Linked DNA regions of Homo sapiens: region 2 is linked to region 1. A link is a loop called in an ENCODE intact Hi-C map of the cell type or tissue named here. Cell type or tissue: gastrocnemius medialis. All regions are shown on one strand. Each heading gives the region's core, and the rest is flanking DNA. Links, peaks and the distances in the headings are about the cores only. Region 1 overlaps ADCY2 (adenylate cyclase 2). Region 2 overlaps LINC02236 (long intergenic non-protein coding RNA 2236).

Region 1 (8,763 bases), core at 2,709-6,708:
CCTAGGTCTGAGGAGAGGGTGCTCAGGTTTGGCTTAAATTCAAGTTGTTATAATAGAGTGGACATCTATCCAGTCAAGATGAGGATTTCGTCATGCATTACTTTTATATTTATTAAAAATGAGCCCTCACTTAGAGATCGCATTAAATTATATAGCAAAGGATGTTCTTGATTTTCTTTCACAGGGAGCTAGATGATTCACTGAAGAAATACACTGCGCGCACTCAGCTTTTATGATTATGCTCTAAAATGTTTAATTGCAGAAGCCTTTCAAGTATTTTTTCCCTAAGCTACTTTAAAAAAAATCTTTTCATTTTGCGTTTCAGAGTTGAAACATGCATTTTTGCAGATGAATGATTAACAGGACCTATTTTATCCTGAACATTTTGAGTCTAGGCCTTTTGCACGCACAAGCTACATGGAAACAGCATTCTCTGTCCCTTATTCAGCCTAATTCAGCCCTTCCAGAGTCCCCCAAACACCACCATGTTGCTTTATAGGAGGAAACACAGTGACAGATCCGCTAATGAGGATTAAAGATGCCAGTGATCCTTCATGGTGAGAAATTTCTTAGAGATAGGAAAAACCCTAGGAAGCAGCAGATGATTTTCAAAATGTCAAAAACAGAATTTATGATACAAAAGAAATCAATAAATGCTGACATATAACCATGTCGGATAAGCCAGAAAAAGAGCAGTGTGGCCCAAGAGTTGAGCAGAAGAGGCAGTCACATGGAGGGTTATGAGGGGCTGAGCCAAAGAACCCACTGGAGCTAGAACAGCCCTTTGAGGTAGAAGATGCTGCTGTCTCCACGTTACAGGTGAGAAAACCAAGTCATAGGAAGTTAGCGCAGGCAGGGAACGGAGCTGCAGAAATTGAACGTGGTTTTGTACCTTTGGAGGATGGGAGCTCAGCCAGAGGCTACAGTCAGGGTGTAGAGGGCAGGACGGTTTTGGAGATACGTTCTTAGGAAGAAAGGAATTTTGAATGCCTGAAAAAAAAATCAAGTGACTGAGGGACACAAACTTCTTGACTTCTGGGGATTTCCAAGGTTTGGAGTTGAGGCGTCCAGCAATGTCTGGTCAGCTGTCCACTGAGAGTAGTTTGGCAAGACTGATACATGGGAGACGGAATGGAATTGCAGCAGCAGCCATTGTCACAACCTACTTCCTGATGGCTGAAATCCCTAAACTGGGGTATAACAAGTATCAATTAATGCCTTCGAGTGAAGATGCTTCGCTGAGTGATACTGCATGTCATATTGATGAAATTTAATTATTTTTAGTGTTTTTTTTTTAAATAATCAGTCAATATAAAAGTTAATGGACATGTACACACATTTTCTTGACTTGATGACTAGGATGATAGCGTGCTGGTAAACCACCTGACAGAGGAAAAAAAATAAAGAAAAAAAGCCCTGATTTATAGTGGTTGCTGTTTTCCAAGGCATAACTATGCCCCCATGGTTCATTTCAAGCTGCCACTGGCTCCCAAAATGCTTATATAACCACCATGATATTTGTGATGGTTAGTTTTATGTATTAACTTGGCTAACCATAGTACCTCATAATTCAATTAAACACACGTCTAGGTGTTGCTCTGAAGGAATTTTGTAGATATGGTGGCACATCTCTAATCAATTGACTTCAAAGAGGTGGTTCTTGAAATTCTGGGTGGACCTCACCCCATCAGCTGGAAGGCCTTAAGAGCAAAATTGGAGGCTTCCCAGAGCAGAAGACATTCTGCCTCAGGTCTGCAGCCTCAGCTCCTGCCTCAGTGTGTCCGGTCCACCAGCCCGCCCTCGTCATGTTAGACTTGGCAACCGCCACAATTACATAAGTGAATCCCTTAAACTCTCTCTGTTTTTCTGGTATAGGTCCTATTGATTCTATTTCTGTGATAGGACCCTGACTGATACACCATTATCACACTTAACAAAACTAACCATGTCTGCTTGCTGTGACACAATCCAGTCTATACTCTGATTGCCCCAGTTGTCTCAAAAACGTCTGTTGTTTGCATTTGGTTTGATGTAGTCAAAATCCCCATTAGGGACATTAATTGCATTTGCATGTTGTGCCTCCTGTGTGTCTTCTCATCCAGACTAGTCTCTCCTCTTTTGTTCCTATCCAACTTGAATCCTCTAAATTGCTCATCTTACAAGCTCTGTCTTGGGCTGTGCAATGCCTCACATTCTAGATTTGTCCATTTGCTATCTCCTTGGGCTTTTAGCTTGTGTCTGGGTCTTTGTACTGAATATGTTCTGTAAACTGAGCGGTACCTCTAATGGCTTCATTAGATTTGGTTTAACTTTTAATTTTTGGAGGCGAGGACAAAAATGCTACCCTGGTGGTGTGTGTTCCCCTGGTTGTGATCAGGAGAGATAGCGTGTCTTTCTGTCCCAGTCTTCCTGGGACTGAGATAGATCAGTGGACTCAGAGGGTGACAAACTGATGCCTCCACTGCTCTTTCTCTCACTGCCCTTTCATTTCTTGGTTTCATCTCTCACTCACCCTGGTTTGGACTCATTATTTCATTTGTTTCTCTACTTTTCTTGAAATTATCCTGTAAGGAACTTTCACTTATGAGTAGGGCTAATTAGTTTATCTGAAATGAAACTTGAATAGGAAAATAGGAATAAATTGTTAACTTTCTCAACAACTGCTAATTTTCAGAGTAAGGAATCTGTGCCCTATTACTCGGTGATTAATTTTTCTGGGGGGAGTTGCTTTCTTTTTGGAGGGCATCACATAAACTCTTGGATTGATACTCCTGAATATTATCCTAAATGTTCTTATGTAGTTGATGTGTTTCTATCAGTTACAGCCATTATTTTTGATGCTCAAATTATCCCTTCTTTGGCTAGTCAGAGCCCCATGACGTTCACTTCTGCATCCTTGGACACAGCCTGTTAGTCTTTCTTAGCTTTTGGATTTCTGCACAACAAAATACCCCTGACACACCCTCCATCTTTCCTTTTCCACAGCAGGGATGGGAATGGTGTTTAAGGAGGGCTCATTGCTCCATGTCATTGTTTTCATGTATTTTTAGGAGACAGAACTAGAAACGAAGTGTTTTTGAAGAGAAAGAGACCATGAGTTTATGCTAACATTTCTTATTTAAATTTAAAATTATGAGATCGGAACTTCAGTTTTATGCCTGAATATACTCTTACATTTAAAATCTACGTACTCAACACCTTTAAATAATTATTTATTCTTGTTTTATTGTGGAATACAAGGCCGGGCGTGATGGCTCACACCTGTAATCCCAGCACTTTGGGAGGCCGAGGCGGGTGGATCACGAGGTCAGGAGATCAAGACCATGGTGAAACCCCGTCTCTACTAAAAATACAAAAAATTAGCTGGGCGTGGTGGCGGGTGCCTGTAGTCCCAGCTACTCGGGAGGCTGAGGCAGGAGAATGGCGTGAACCCAGGAGGCAGAGCTTGCAGTGAGCCGAGATCACGCCACTGCACTCCAGCCTGGGCGACAGAGTAAGACTCTGTCTCAAAAAAAAAAAAAAAAAAAAAAAAAAAAAAGGATACGTATGTGAGCACGTACACATATTTATATATAATATACATTTTTGAAACACCAGTATTAACACTAATACTATGACCACTGATTGAGTGCTAAGATTTTTTTGTTGCTGTCTCCATTCTAAGGATGCATTTCACGAAATACATAGGGTCGGAATATTGTGTTTTAACATCCCTTGGAATATTTTCTTGCTGTTTTTGTGATTCTCCCTGATATATAGTTGTGTTGACTTTGTTTTAAATTTTCAGCAGTTTTCATCTGTAAAACTTAGATTGACTTTTTGGATATATAAAATGCATAATTCCAAACTTGTAACTATATGGCTATCTATATATAATCTCAGAGAGATTTCAGGTAAATCTTCCTCATACCTGCTATTTTTGTCCTGTTCTCTTCAAGCCCCTTTTGGTGAACAGTTCTGCTGGTTTTGGTTTTTATCTCTTTTTTTTTTTTTTTTTTTTGAGACGGAGTCTCGCTCTGTCTCCCCGGCTGGAGTGCAGTGGCGGGATCTCGGCTCACTGCAAGCTCCGCCTCCCGGGTTCACGCCATTCTCCAGCCTCAGCCTCCCGAGTAGCTGGGACTACAGGCGCCCGCCACCACGCCTGGTTAATTTTTTTTGTATTTTTAGTAGAGATGGGGTTTCACCGTGTTAGCCAGGATGGTCTCAATCTCCTGACCTGGTGATCCTCCCGCCTCGGCCTCCCAAAGTGCTGTGATTACAGGTGTGAGCCACCGCGCCGGGGCTGTTTTTATCTTTTTAGTTACTCCTTTTTTTTCCTCCTAAAGGATATTCTATAGCTAACACTCTGTATCAATATACAGAGCTCATTTTTTGGCTGCATGTTTCATTTCACTGTTTATCTTAATTCATTAATCATTCCAATATTGATTGACATTGGAGTTATTTTCAATCTTTTACTCTTAGCAATGCTACAATGAATAATTTTTTCCATTTTTGCCGGTGTATCTTTGGGATAGTCTCTAAGGAACAGGATTTTTAGGGCAAAGGATGAGCATGATATTGCTGGCTATTGTTCATTTTACTCCCCCGGGCTTGGACTGCTTTTCTTCCCCAGTAGTGCCTAACAGTGCCTGGGTTGCAGCTTGCCAATCAGGTGAGTGCATTATCACACAGTTAGAGAAACGACATCCCAAGGCAGATTTGATTTGCATTTTGTTTGTTATAAGTGAGCTTGAGCAGCTTTTCATGTGTCCAAAGGACATTTGAATTTTTTCTCCTCTCCACTGTTTGTTTGTGGTCTTGCCCGTTATTGGATTAGGTTGTTCTCCAGTTTTAAGAGTTCTTTATTCATAGGGATATTTGTCATTTACCTTTGATTTAAGTTGCAAAGATTTTCCCCAGTTTTTACCTTGTCTTTTGCATTTTGGTGTGATGTTTTGCATACAGAAGTTCTATTTTAAGTTTTTATGTAGTTAAGTAGATCAATCTTATAGTGTGTTTGGAGACATATTTAGGAAGTCTGTTTCCCCTCACTCCCACTGCTGGGTTATAAAGCAGTGCACTTTCATGAGCTCAGTTTTACACTTAGATTACTGATTCATGGGGCATTTGTCCCCGTGGGAAGTGTGACATGCATATCCAGTGTCATCTTTATCTATGTGGCTACCCAGCTGGCCCAGTGCAGTTTACTGGAAGGTCACCCTGCTTTCCTGTGCTTCATCTCCACTTGCACTCAGGTCATTTCATCGATTTCATTTTCTTCTGTTAGCCTCTGTGGGTGCCAGGACCACTCTGTTTTATTTTTGGAAATTATATGTTTAATATCTGCTAGATCTTTTATAATATTACACATTTTATAATGGACTTCCTACCCTCAGAAAAAAATTAAAACATGTAGATGTTTTTATGGGGATTGCATTAAAATTATAACTAAACCTAAAGAGAAGTGGTGACTTTGTGATCTCATCCAAAAACATTACATTTTCCATTTATGCATGTCTACATGAATCATTCTTTCAGGAGTGTTCTAAGTTCCTCATACAGGTTTAACACGTATCTCATTTATGTGCCTCAGCATTGCATTTTTTATCATTCATTCATTCAATTATTTTATTATGTAAAAGATATTTTCTAGCACTGTGTCTTCTTTTTTTCATATTTTTGTTTTAAATTGGGTTTATTGATTTTTCTCTCTTAAATTCATGTTCTGCTATTTGAAAGAATCCTCATATTGTTTTCAACAGTCTTTTAATGCACTTTTGAATCTTCACACAGTTTTATCTGCATATAAAGATTGTTTTATGTCTTTTCTCCTTCAATTCTGGTGCTTCTAATTGCTTTCTCTTGTCTCATTGCATCGTCTAATACATCCATTACCATGTTTAATAATAGTGGCGACAGTTGGCATCTGTGCAGTTTTTCTCACTCTAGTAGGAATCTCTCCAGTGTTTCCATATTAAGTAAGAGCTGGCATTTGGACTAAAATTTTTATATTTACATAATTACATTCAATGTTAAGTAAGCATCCATCAACTCCTCTTTTACTGGATGTTTTTATAAAGAATTGTTGTTGTATTTTGTTAAATGCCTTTTGATGTTTTTGGAAATGAATTTCATAGATCATTTAATATCTTCAACTATATTTAAGAAACTTGATTGTTCGTTGTAGTCTCTGGCATTATAAAGCACCTGTATTTGTTTTATTTTAAATAATTTTTATTCTAAATTTCATGATGTGTGATATCAAATTCTAACTTCAGATTATATTTTATTGCTTTTGCCTGGTAATTTCTTTTACATTTCTTTGTTTTTAAGCTTTCTGGGATATTTCAATTGTCTTTGTTGCTTGAGGCCAAGAATTCAAGACCAGCCTGGGCCACAGAGCAAGACCTTGTCTCTGAAATAAATACATACATACATACATACATACATACATACATACATACATACATAAATGTGAGTCTTTGGTATACAGAATAGAGTTATTGTTTTGTAACCCGAAAGTCTTGTTTTTATAGGTGAGAGAGGGCCATTTGCATTTATCGATGCAGTCAGCATTCTTGGTCTCAGTTCTGCTGTGAGTGAACACACAGTTGGATCCATACCCACGTGTGTGCACAGTATAGATACATAGTCTTGCCATGCGGTCTATTTGTTTTATTTGCTTATTTTAAAAGGGGAGATGGTTTCTTTTGGCACTTAGAAAGAACTATATTTTTCTTTTGCATTTGCCTTCTGTGAATACTCTTCTACAATGTTCTTCTACAATACCTCTTTGATAGGACTATTGGCTTCCTGCTCTTATAAGCACTACCAAAATTAATGAGTATCCACAGACCCTGCCCTCTCATGTTAAGTTCATCCTTGAATTCTGAAGGATGCTGCTTGTTTTGTTAGCTGCAGGTGACGCATGTGTTTCTTCACTTTCGGAGTGCGTCACAGTTACGCTGTCTGTCATCACTCTTTCCCTTAGTCGGTCATCTGGTACAAGGGCTGAAGTTAAATAGGCTCAGTGCCCACCACCCGACCTTACTCAGAAGCTTGTTCTGGGGATCCCTCCAGAACAAAATCCCCCAAGCTCTTCTGCAACTCTCGGGTCTCTCCTGTGGTCTCACCTCTAATTTAGGTTCTTGATGTCTCTGGCCTGGACGGCCCTGCACACTGAGGTCTAACTGCCTGTGACCCTGCCTGGCCACGGCTATTCCTGCCCCTCAGAGGAAAGGGCTTGCAGCATCATCCTGGCAGTGGGCATCATCCTGGCAGTGGGAAAGCAAGTCTCTTATAGGGATCCCTTCACTTCAGAATCTGGTTCAGGGAATTGAGATCCTGGACCTCAGGGCCTGTCCAGCTCTGTGCTGGTACAGGGTGGCTTCCAGGTCTGGTCAGGTAATCTCCACACCTCCCCCTACCTCATGTGATTTCTGTTTTTCAGCTTTGTTTGTCTGCCTTTCTTCTAGCAGAAATGTTCACTCCCACAGCCTGCAGCTGGGCAGTGAGTGGGAAGCCAGGGGGTCCTGCACAGTGAAGAGGTCGAGAGGCAGGAGGAGGCTATTCTGAGAGCAGGAAGAGATCAGCACAGTGGGGAGCTGGATCTTGCAGATGAGGGGCTTCCAGGGCCAAAGGTGGAAGATGCTGTTGTACCAGATCTCAGCAGAATTTCTTGCACTCACAGTTGGTTTAACGGGGAGGCTGGAGGGAAAATCCAGAAGAAAAGTGTCCAAAAGGCCGGAGCAGAGCCTGGGGAGGGGCTTACAAGGAGCAGGACCTAATGGGGCTGCAGAAGCTTTTCCTGAGGACCTGGGGCTTCCTACCGAAGGGAGGGGGCAGCTGCAGAGCTTGGCCAAGACTTCCACAGACACGGTGACCAGAGGGTGTCCCTTGAAGAGGCCTCCCAAATATCTTGGCACAAGCACCCCTCTGAAGTTGCTCTGCTTACAACAGGCCCTCTTGTGTGCAAACCCTGTGTGCTGTCTGGGGACACCTGGAACTCTGGCTTCTTCTAATCCCACAAGACCCTGAGGTAGGGATGGGGTCTTTCTGGTTATTGCTTCCCTCAGCTGCAGCTCTGGAGCTCCTTCAATATGAAGAGCTAAGTACCCTGTCCTACTTGTCTCAAAGGAGTTATCAGGAGAATACATTAAAGATGCAGAAGGGTCTCTGAAGAATGTCGTGTGCCAGACCCAGGTCAGGTGCTGTCTGTCCTTTTCCCTCGTGCTCAGAGTTTCTGGTGCAAAAAGATTCTCCCCTGAGTCTCTCTCTGTGTAGCAGATGGCTCTGACTTATTTTATGTAAGGCCTGTAACAGCTGTAGGTGTGTTGGTGTTGATCAGATTCATTCATTATTTTTTTTTTTCATCAACTTTTAAGTTCTGGGGTACATGTGCAGGATGTGCAGGTTTGTTACACAGGTGAGCGTGTGCCATGGCAGTTTGCTGCACAGATCTTCCCATCACCTAGGTTTTAAGCCCAGCATCCATTAGCTGTTCTTCCTGTTGCTCTCCCTCCCCTACCCTCCAACAGGTCCTCGTGTGTGTTGTTCCCCCACATGTGTCCATGTGTTCTCATCATTCAGCTCCCACTTATAAGTGAGAACATGTGGTATTTGGTTTTCTGTTCCCGAGTTTGCTGAGAATAAAGGCTTCTAGCTCCGTCTATGTCCCTGCAAAAGACATGATCTTGTTCCTTTCTGTGGCTGCATAGTATTCCATGGTGTATATGTACCACATTTTCTTTATCCAGTCTATCATTGATGGGCATTTTGATT
Region 2 (8,763 bases), core at 1,980-5,979, 630 kb before region 1:
CATACATATTCATGATTTAACAAATGTTAACATTTGGGCACTTTTCCTTTATGTTATTTTTTTAAATATATTTTTCTGTACTTAATGCTTTTTAAAAAATAGACACATAGAAAATTACAAAAGTAATCATGATCATGCATTTGGTGAATATTCTTTAGCACTGCTAAAAGGGATGAAATAATGGAAGCACACGGAGGCCTAGAAATCTGTCCTTCATTTGTGATGGATGTGTGTCCATCTGCTCATATCGAGACTGGGTCCATCTCAGTGGCCACCTAAGAACAGAAAATGCACAACCTGGAAAGATTTTAACATAGAATCATATAATCCTAGTTTTGGAAGGGCTTTTAGGCCACCTAGTCTGATACCGTGATTTACAGATGAGGAGCCTGAAACTGAGAGATGAAATAACGCTAACAAGGGCTTATCGTTCAAGTAACACATATTTGTTCCCTGGATGTCATCCACTGAATAAATGGAAAATTATAGCTATGGGTCAGGAAAAAGCTCTGAGAAATGAGGACTGCCTGAGCATTTGTATCATAAATGGGTACTTGGAGCTAATTTATTTCCTAAATAACAACAATGAAACTGCTCTGCTGCAGGCCTGCAAATGCACGCGCCAGAGTCTGGAATGATTGTTGGCTGATGCCTCTCAACATTCTCTGCATGGAAATTTCGTGGAGTCAGACACAGATTATGAACAGTTGACAACTTCGCGTCCAGCACAAAGGAAGCGGCATGGGATAGTTGATTTGTTAGGGCACACACTTGGTTACAAAAAGTTTTGTTTTGTTTTAAACTGTGGGACTCTCAGATTCTTAAATGTGCCATATGCAATGTTTCTCAAACTCAATTAGGGCACCCTTTCTCAGAATATGTTACAGAACAATGTCCCATAGAACACAGGGTAGGAAACTCTTGCCTAAAGGTAAGAAAATGTCAGGATGGGAACAGTGCAGGTTAAAAGAAAATTCTTACATCTCTGCTGCAAAACAGACCCCGTTTTAGAATGTTTTATGTGCACTCTATGGAGCATTGACTGTTCTGCAGAATGTTGTAAGGTAGATTCTGTTGTGGCCTCCAGTTACGGGTGAAGAAGCTGGACATGGAGGTAGTAAGGAACTCGTCAGTGGTGGCTGCTGCTAAGTGGCAGGTCAGGCTCAGTCTTGGAGCCCAAGCTGCTGCGTGCTGCCCTCTGTGTGTGGCCATTGTTTCCCAGCCCTGGCTCTCTGTTTCCATCTGTTCCTGCACCTTCACTCTGAGCTCTGGATTCTTGGCCTCATTTTCATCCCTCCAATGACCTGTGCAGCCTCCACCTCTGGGTCTTTGCACATGCTGTTCCCTCTTCCCTTCTTTTCCAGTTAATACCTACTCACCCTGAGACGTCAGCTCAATGTCACATTCTCAGAACCCTTTTCTGGACCTGTCACACTATGCTTCTCTGTTGCCCAGGATCACGTCCCTTCCCACAGGCCTTGGCATAGGCAGATGAGGATGCCCCTCCTCTCCAGCAAAGGCAGGGCCAGACCGGGCTTGCTGTTGATGTCTGTGTATGGTGCCCAGCAGAAGGCGGGGGCTCAACTCATACAGCAAAGATGAGGGTCCCTTCCCACTGGCTAGCCACTCATATTCACAAGAGTGGAAAAGACTGGACCACTCCCTAGTTGGCTGATGATGTGCTTGCTCTGTATCTTAGAAGAGTTAAAGCATAGTTAGTATTGACTATGGTTTGTGGTCTCAAAGTCCGTCTCTCCGAAATGGAAAATACCCACAAATTTCAAATGTCTCTGCTTTTAAATAACAAAAGTCATGTCTCAAAGTACTAGTGAAAGCATTACCTCTTTTGGACCCTTACTGTCAGTGGTATTTTTGTATGTGTATTTTGATTATCTGGCTCTTATATACTAAGAAGGAAAACAAACACCACACCTCTCTTATTAATGCAGCTGACACATTTACCTCCCTCTATTAACAACTTTTAAAAGTGGCATTCTGAACAGAATGAAAGGGTCGTCATTAATCTCAGGCTCTAGTTACCATTAGGTTATCTTTCTCTAGGGATCCAGTTACTGACCCAGCACCTCTCTGAGCTTAGGACATAATTATTGCTGACTCCCTACCTGCAGTGCTTGTGAGCAGCAATAAGAAAAGATGATGGGAAAGCAGTTTGCAAATGCCAGATATTACATGAATGCTAAATTATTAATTGCTACTGCTCACCTCGCCCCTTGTGAACTCTCTCTGACAATGGTAATTTTAAGATGGGAGTTTTTCTTACTATGCTTTATGAAAATCTCAAACTCAAACTCAAAATCCAACTTACAGATATCTTTTGCATTTGAAAAGTGTTTTTATAGGATAGGGCTAGGTTTTTATTTTTTGCTCCCATGTCTTAGCTGGAACAACAGGGTTCTCAAGTTTCCACGTTCTGTGTCAGCTGTCAAACCTTTTGTTTGTCATTTCTGCAAAGACTCTCTCTGTCTCTCATTGCTAGTCACTGACCAATCCTCAAAGCTGAACAGAAAGTACATTCATGATTTGTGCCGGTCTGATGTCTGCACCTACCACCATGTGCACAGATCCAGGACTCCAAGCTGGGGCCTGCCAAGAGGAGCCTGGACCTGGGGAAGTGGAGGTACCATCTTGTGAAACAGCACCTCTGGTGGAGGAGGGGGCTCCACGTCCAGCCTTGCTGATGTTCTCCGTGTCTTGGAGATGAGAAGCCTCAGTTAGATGAGGACCTGGGTCAGTAACTGGATCCCTAGATAAAGGTAGCCCAATAGTAACTACAGCCGGAGATAAATGATGACCCTTTCATTCTGTTCAGAATGCCACTTTTAAAAGTTGTTAATAGAGGGGTTGGGCATGGTGGCTCACGCCTGTAATCCCAGCACTTTGGGAGGCTGAGGTGGGAGGATCACCTGAGGTCAGGAGTTTGAGACCAGCCTGGCCAACATGGAGAAACCCTGTCTCTACTAAAAAGAGAAAAATCAGCCAGGCATGGTGATGCACACCTGTAATCCCAGCTACTCGGGAGGCTGAGGCACGAGAATAGCTTGAACCCCACGAAGCGGAGGTTGCAGTGAGCTGAGATTGCGCCACTGCACTCCAGCCTGGGTGACAGAGTGAGACTCTACCTCAAAAAAAAAAATTGTTGCTAGAGGGAGGTAAATGTTTCGGTGTTAATGAGAGAGGGACAGTGTTTGTTTTCCTTCTTACTATATAAGCATCCACAGGTGTCGTGGGGCAGGAATCACTGGCTCAGGGTATCAGCGAGAACTCATGTTAATCCCAGCCTGTTTACTCCTGCTCTTGGCTTCAGCCAAGCCCTGGACTCAGGTGTTTCTGTTCAAGATGAGACGTGGTCTTCTCCTGCCATCTTTAGATGGTTCCTCCTGAGGACCTGGATCCTAGCACCACCCTTGGAAAAATGGTGACTTTCTGGCAGCAAGGCCAGCTGGTGCATTGTGAGTGAGGGAAGCCCATTCACACCAGAATTTCTGTCTAGCAATGAGATCAAGCCAAAGAGCCTTGAAACTGCAAGAAGCTTTGGCTCTAGGCCACAAGACTTTTGCAATCAGTGTTGAGCCTATTCAGGCTTCAGTCTGCAAAAGGCAAGGAAGCAGAATAGCTCAATGTCAGATAAGGCTGCTGTTTGGTTAAGGTCCCGGGTTTTTGGCTGTAAGTGAAGTTGATAAGTATTTTATAAGGCGTGGGAGGGCCTGCTTGAAATGAGGTGTGCAAGGCATTGAGATGTGCCCCAAACAGGAAATGTGCTCCACAGATTATGGTTATTTCCAGGGGACTTCTGTTTGATCTCTTTTGGCCAGGTTTTGTGCCTGATGATTATATACCTGGAATCTTGGCAGCTACCTGCCTGGCTCCTGGCCAAGCATGAGGACTTTGCCTGCACACAAATTATCCATGGAGTGAGACAGTTATGAGCAAGAATCCTGATTTTCCCATTAGCAGCTGGGCGACCTCAGGCGTGCTACTTAACCTCTCTGAACACTCATATCTCTAAAATGGAATTCACATGTCCAGCAGGTTTTGTCAAGGTTAATAATAAAGCTTTGGAAAAGCCTGGTGTGGTGTATGCCTCACAATTGGGAGCTACTGCTGGTATGCTAAACATACGTCGGCAGAAATTGGCTGCAGGTCCTCAGAACCTGTGCTCTGGCCTGATCTGTTGCAATCATGGTGGGTTGGGGCCTGTGTTAGTCCTTAGACTAGCATCCAGATATTGGAGGGTTTTCACCTTCTCTGAGGTTTAGGCCATGAAATAAAATCAGATTTTCATGTTTGTCTGAGCAAAGTGGTTGGCTGGTGTCTGCCCAGCTGCTCTGCAGGTGGACGCAGTGATGGAAGCAGGACTCAGAGGTCTATTTGGGCTTCAATGCTTAGCCTCGGTCTCTCATTCGGCTTTACTGATGACAATGCTGCAATTTTCAGCCCCTTCTGAGTCTTGGGTGAATTTCTCAATTAGGTTCGAAGCTGTGAGATCAAGGTATGGTTAATTAGCATTTTCCAGTAATTTCAGGGAAATCATAGGAGGATTCATATTATTGGAGAGGAATCTATTTTCTGTTATTTAAGGATCACGATGAGCCATTTTCTTGTAACTAACTAGAAGATTATAGACTCTAGCATGTGTGTAAGTGTATGGATAGACTCTAACATATGTATATGTATATATGTGGGGTGGTATGTCTATATATATATGCTGTGTGTGTATATGTATGTGTGTATATATAATACATATCTATGCAAATGGTCCTACTGAAAATTTGCCAATGGTACAACCAAATTCAGAAAAACAATATGAATAGTAATTAACAGCTTGTTAAATTTGAAATGCTTTTAAATTTATCTCACCTGTTCAAGTAATAAAGTGACATGGTTCTACTCTGACATTTTCAGTCTTGATTAAACATTGTATGTGCCTAATGTCATGTATGTCATTGTCACGTATGTGCCTCATGTCCTCCTGCTCCTCCTCTGTCCCCAGGCACAGGTGTGCTGGAGCCAGCTGTGACCTCTGTTCCTAACTTCACGCTCGCGAACATTAAGTCAGTCACTTAAAATCGGCCATGGGGAGAGCCTTCACACCATGGCAATCGGCAAAAGCAGCAAAATAGATCCCTCTTATCCCCAGGGGAGTCTACTGTGAAAACTCACCTGCCCACCCCTGTTTCTAGCTTCCAGTATCTGGAAAGCCCAATTTCCATATGAAGGCTGCCACATTAATGTGTAAAACCTTGAAATCTCTTCGAGAAAAGTGGTTGTGATCAGCAAGTGTCATTAGGTGTACCTGGGAGCCTTGGCTGAGCGCCAGGGGAAGCTTCTCTGTTTCCTGCGCCAGCACTGGCATGCCATGCCTGGCGATACCGGGAACCCAGACATAGGTCTAATCTTGTGTTTCACAGCTGGTCTTCAGCCCAAATGGCAATGCAAAGAAAACATACTTTAATGCCTCATGAGAAGAGTTTTGCAAATAAGACTGACATAGCCTTAGATAGAGGGTCAGGCACAGGATCTGTCCAAGCACCTTCCCGTCTCATTAGGTGGTGGATCTGCAGGTGTAGACACAAGCTGTCTGCTAAGTATACTACAAATGGAGCCTCCTCTAAGGGGGCTGATCTGGGATGCAGGGACATTGTGGGAAGTGAATTTACACAGATACAGACACTTCTGCCTTTCTTTGACACCGGAATGTGGTAGTAAAATGCATTACTTTGTTTAGGAAAGAATCCCCTAATGAGTCTATAACACCTTTTATGATGCCCCATTGACTACATTACCGTTGCTTGCAGGGTTTTTTCTTCTTCTTTTTTATGGGTTTATTGAGTTATAATGTTCATACCATACAATTCATTCACTTTAAATGTACAGTGATATTTAGTAATAGAAACTTGTTCAACCATCACCACCATCAAGTTTCAGAACATTTTCATCATGCCAAAAAGTTCCTTCTCACTCATTTGCAGCCAGTCCTGCTCCCGCGGGCCACTGTAGCTACAGACAACGACTCATCTTTCTGTCTATAAGTTTTAATCTTTTCTAGAAATTTTGATATAAATAGGGTCATGCAATTTTACTATTTGGTGGCTGGCTTCTTCCACTTAGCATAATGCAGTGAGGTTCAAATGTGTTGCTGCCTGTATTTGCAGTTTGCCTCTTTTATGCTGCGTAGTACTCCATGGCACAAATATACTACATTTTGCTAATTTTCCTGTTGATAGAGATTTGGATGCTTTCCCGCTTGGGGCTGTCATGGATGTTGTTGTTATGAACATTTTTATAAAAGTCTTTTTGTAGACATATGTTTTCTTTCTCTAGGGTAGCTAGGAGTGGAATGGCTGGGTTGTGTGGTAAGTATATGTTTAACCTTTTAAGAAACTGCCAAATTGTTTTTCAAAGTGTCTGCCCCATTTTACATCCCCTCAGGCATGAGAAAAAGGGATCTAAGTTCTCCTTATCCTGAACTTGGTATTCTTTTTTTTTTTTTTTTTTTTGAGATGGAGTCTCTTTCTGTCATCTAGCCCGGAGTGTAGGCTGGAGTGCAGTGGTGCTATCTTGGTTCACAGCAATCTCTGCCTCCCAAGTTCAAGTGATTCTCCTGCTTCAGTCCCCTGAGTAGCTGGGACTACAGGCACATGCCACCATGTACTACTGATTTTTGCATTTATAGTAGAGATGGGGTTTTACCATGTTGGCCAGGCTGGTCTTGAACCCCTGACCTCAAGTCATCCACCTGCCTCGGCCTCCCAAAGTGCTGGGATTACAGGCATGAGCCACCGCGCCCGGCCTTTTTAGTCTTTTTGAGTATAGTCTTTCTAGTGGGTATGGTGAACCCCAAATATCTGAGACAGTTCAAGTTATTTCCAGTTTCCCCTGTAATTTTTTTCTTTGGCCTATAGGATAATATACTAATATATCTTGTCTTAAAATCTATTTTGCTTGATATTACTATAGCCTCTCCAGCTTTCTTATGGCCACTGTTCTCACAATATACATGTTTTTTTTTTAAATCCTTTTACTTTCAACCTATTTGCACCTTTAAATGTAACTTGAATCTCTCATAGACAGTATTTCAATTAGGTCTTACTTGTCTTTCTGACAATCTCTGTATTTTATTTGGTGCATTTAACCCATTGACGTAGTTGCACTTTTGTCTACCATTTTGCTATTTTTTTTTTTTCTGTACGTCTTGTTTTTGGTCCTTTACTGCCTTCTTTTATGTTAAGCAAATAGGTTTACTGAACCATTTTAATTTCTTTCTTAAATTTTTCCTTGTTGCTGCTATTGAGCTCCAGGTATTCCAGCCATGTCTAGTCCATTGCTTGGCCTCTTCTGGCTTCCATTGGGTTAAATTGAGATGCTTTTCAAAGTTTTCTCCCCTAAAGGGTTTTCTCTCCCCTTCTCCCTCTTGTACATCTACAAAGTTTGACCATGTCTGTTGCCACGGGGCCAAGCTGAGAGAGGGTGTCAGCTCACAAGATGGCCTGAGCTCCAAGGGTGACAGAGCACACATCTCTGCGGGGCTCTTTTTCAGTCTTAAACAACCTCGCACCTTTCTTGGCTCCAGCAATACCAGGGAATAGTCCTGTTTTTTAGGGGTCCAGGTGGCTTCTCACAGCCCCCTTGCATGGATGATCCCCAGTGGATGCAGTAGCTTCTTGAGCTGAAAGCTCCTTCTGAGAATGGGGAGTCTCAACTCGCTTTGCTGCCTCTGGGTGGCTGGGATCCTAGCTCGTTTTCTAGCTCTCTGTGGTGCCCTCTGATGACACATCGGGACAGGTTTCTTGCTGTGCCAGATTTGGCTTCACTGGTGTCTGTGCCCTCCCATCCAGTTACGCCTCTTCTCACCTCCGTGCTGTCCTCAGCTCGCCTGGGCATTGCTGAGTATGTTTGTAGGGTCTACCACTCACGGACCTCCAGACATAGGTGAGAATCAGTTCTTTTTCTTAATTTTTTTAAATTTTATTATTAAATTTTTTTTTATTATACTTTAAGTTCTAAGGTGCATGTAACGTGCAGGTTTGTTACATATGTATACATGTGCCATGTTGGTGTGCTGCATCCATTAACTCATCATTTACATTAGGTGTATCTCCTAATGCTATCCCTCCTCCCTCCCTCCACCCCAGGACAGGCCTCAATGTGTGATGTTCCCCTTCCTGTGTCCAGGTGTTCTCATTGTTCAGTTCCTACCTATGAGAGAGAGCATGCGGTGTTTGGTTTTCTGTCCTTGTGATAGTTTGCTCAGAATGATGGTTTCCAGCTTCATCTATGTCCCTACAAAGGACATGAACTCATCCTTTTTTATGGCTGCATAGTATTCCATGGTGTGTCTATGTGCCACATTTTCTTAATCCAGTCTGTCATTGATGGACATTTGGGTTGGTTCCAAGTCTTTGCAATTGTGAATAGTGCCGCAATAAACATACGTGCGCATGTGTCTTTATAGCAGCATGATTTATCATCCTTTGGGTATATACCCAGTAATGGGATGGCTGGGTCAAATGGTATTTCTAGTTCTAGATCCTTGAGGAATTGCCACACTGTCTTCTGAGAATCAGTTCTTTATTTCCAAATCCATGTCTATCCTCCTGAGCTATTTGTGTGTATGTGTGTGCATTATTTGTGTGTTTGTACATCATGCAAAGTAATGAGATGTTTAGAGGCAATGGCAAAAAGGAACAAACTGTCTTGCTTATTTTATTCCCCCCAAGTCTCTTCTTCCCCCTTCCAGCCTGT

What was found. Peaks named below come from ENCODE experiments on the same cell type or tissue, not always from the same donor. Only the 100,000 strongest peaks of a DNase experiment are listed, where the experiment ranks them.
Region 2: it touches region 1 in a loop (4-fold over the local background); 1 of 110 quality-filtered maps calls a loop at or near these places.

Annotation. Positions count from the first base shown.
Region 1 is chr5:7,440,132-7,448,894 of GRCh38, forward strand. The region is part of intron 2 of ADCY2 (adenylate cyclase 2); the gene reads left to right. Among named protein-coding and RNA genes, the nearest start is that of ADCY2, 48 kb to the left of the region's middle. In gastrocnemius medialis, for the core only: no CTCF peak of the experiment used is centred there; no DNase peak of the experiment used is centred there; H3K27ac peaks cover 1,745 bases.
Region 2 is chr5:6,809,663-6,818,425 of GRCh38, forward strand. The region is part of intron 1 of LINC02236 (long intergenic non-protein coding RNA 2236); the gene reads left to right. Among named protein-coding and RNA genes, the nearest start is that of MIR4278, 14 kb to the right of the region's middle. In gastrocnemius medialis, for the core only: no CTCF peak of the experiment used is centred there; a DNase peak (open chromatin) is centred at 3,564.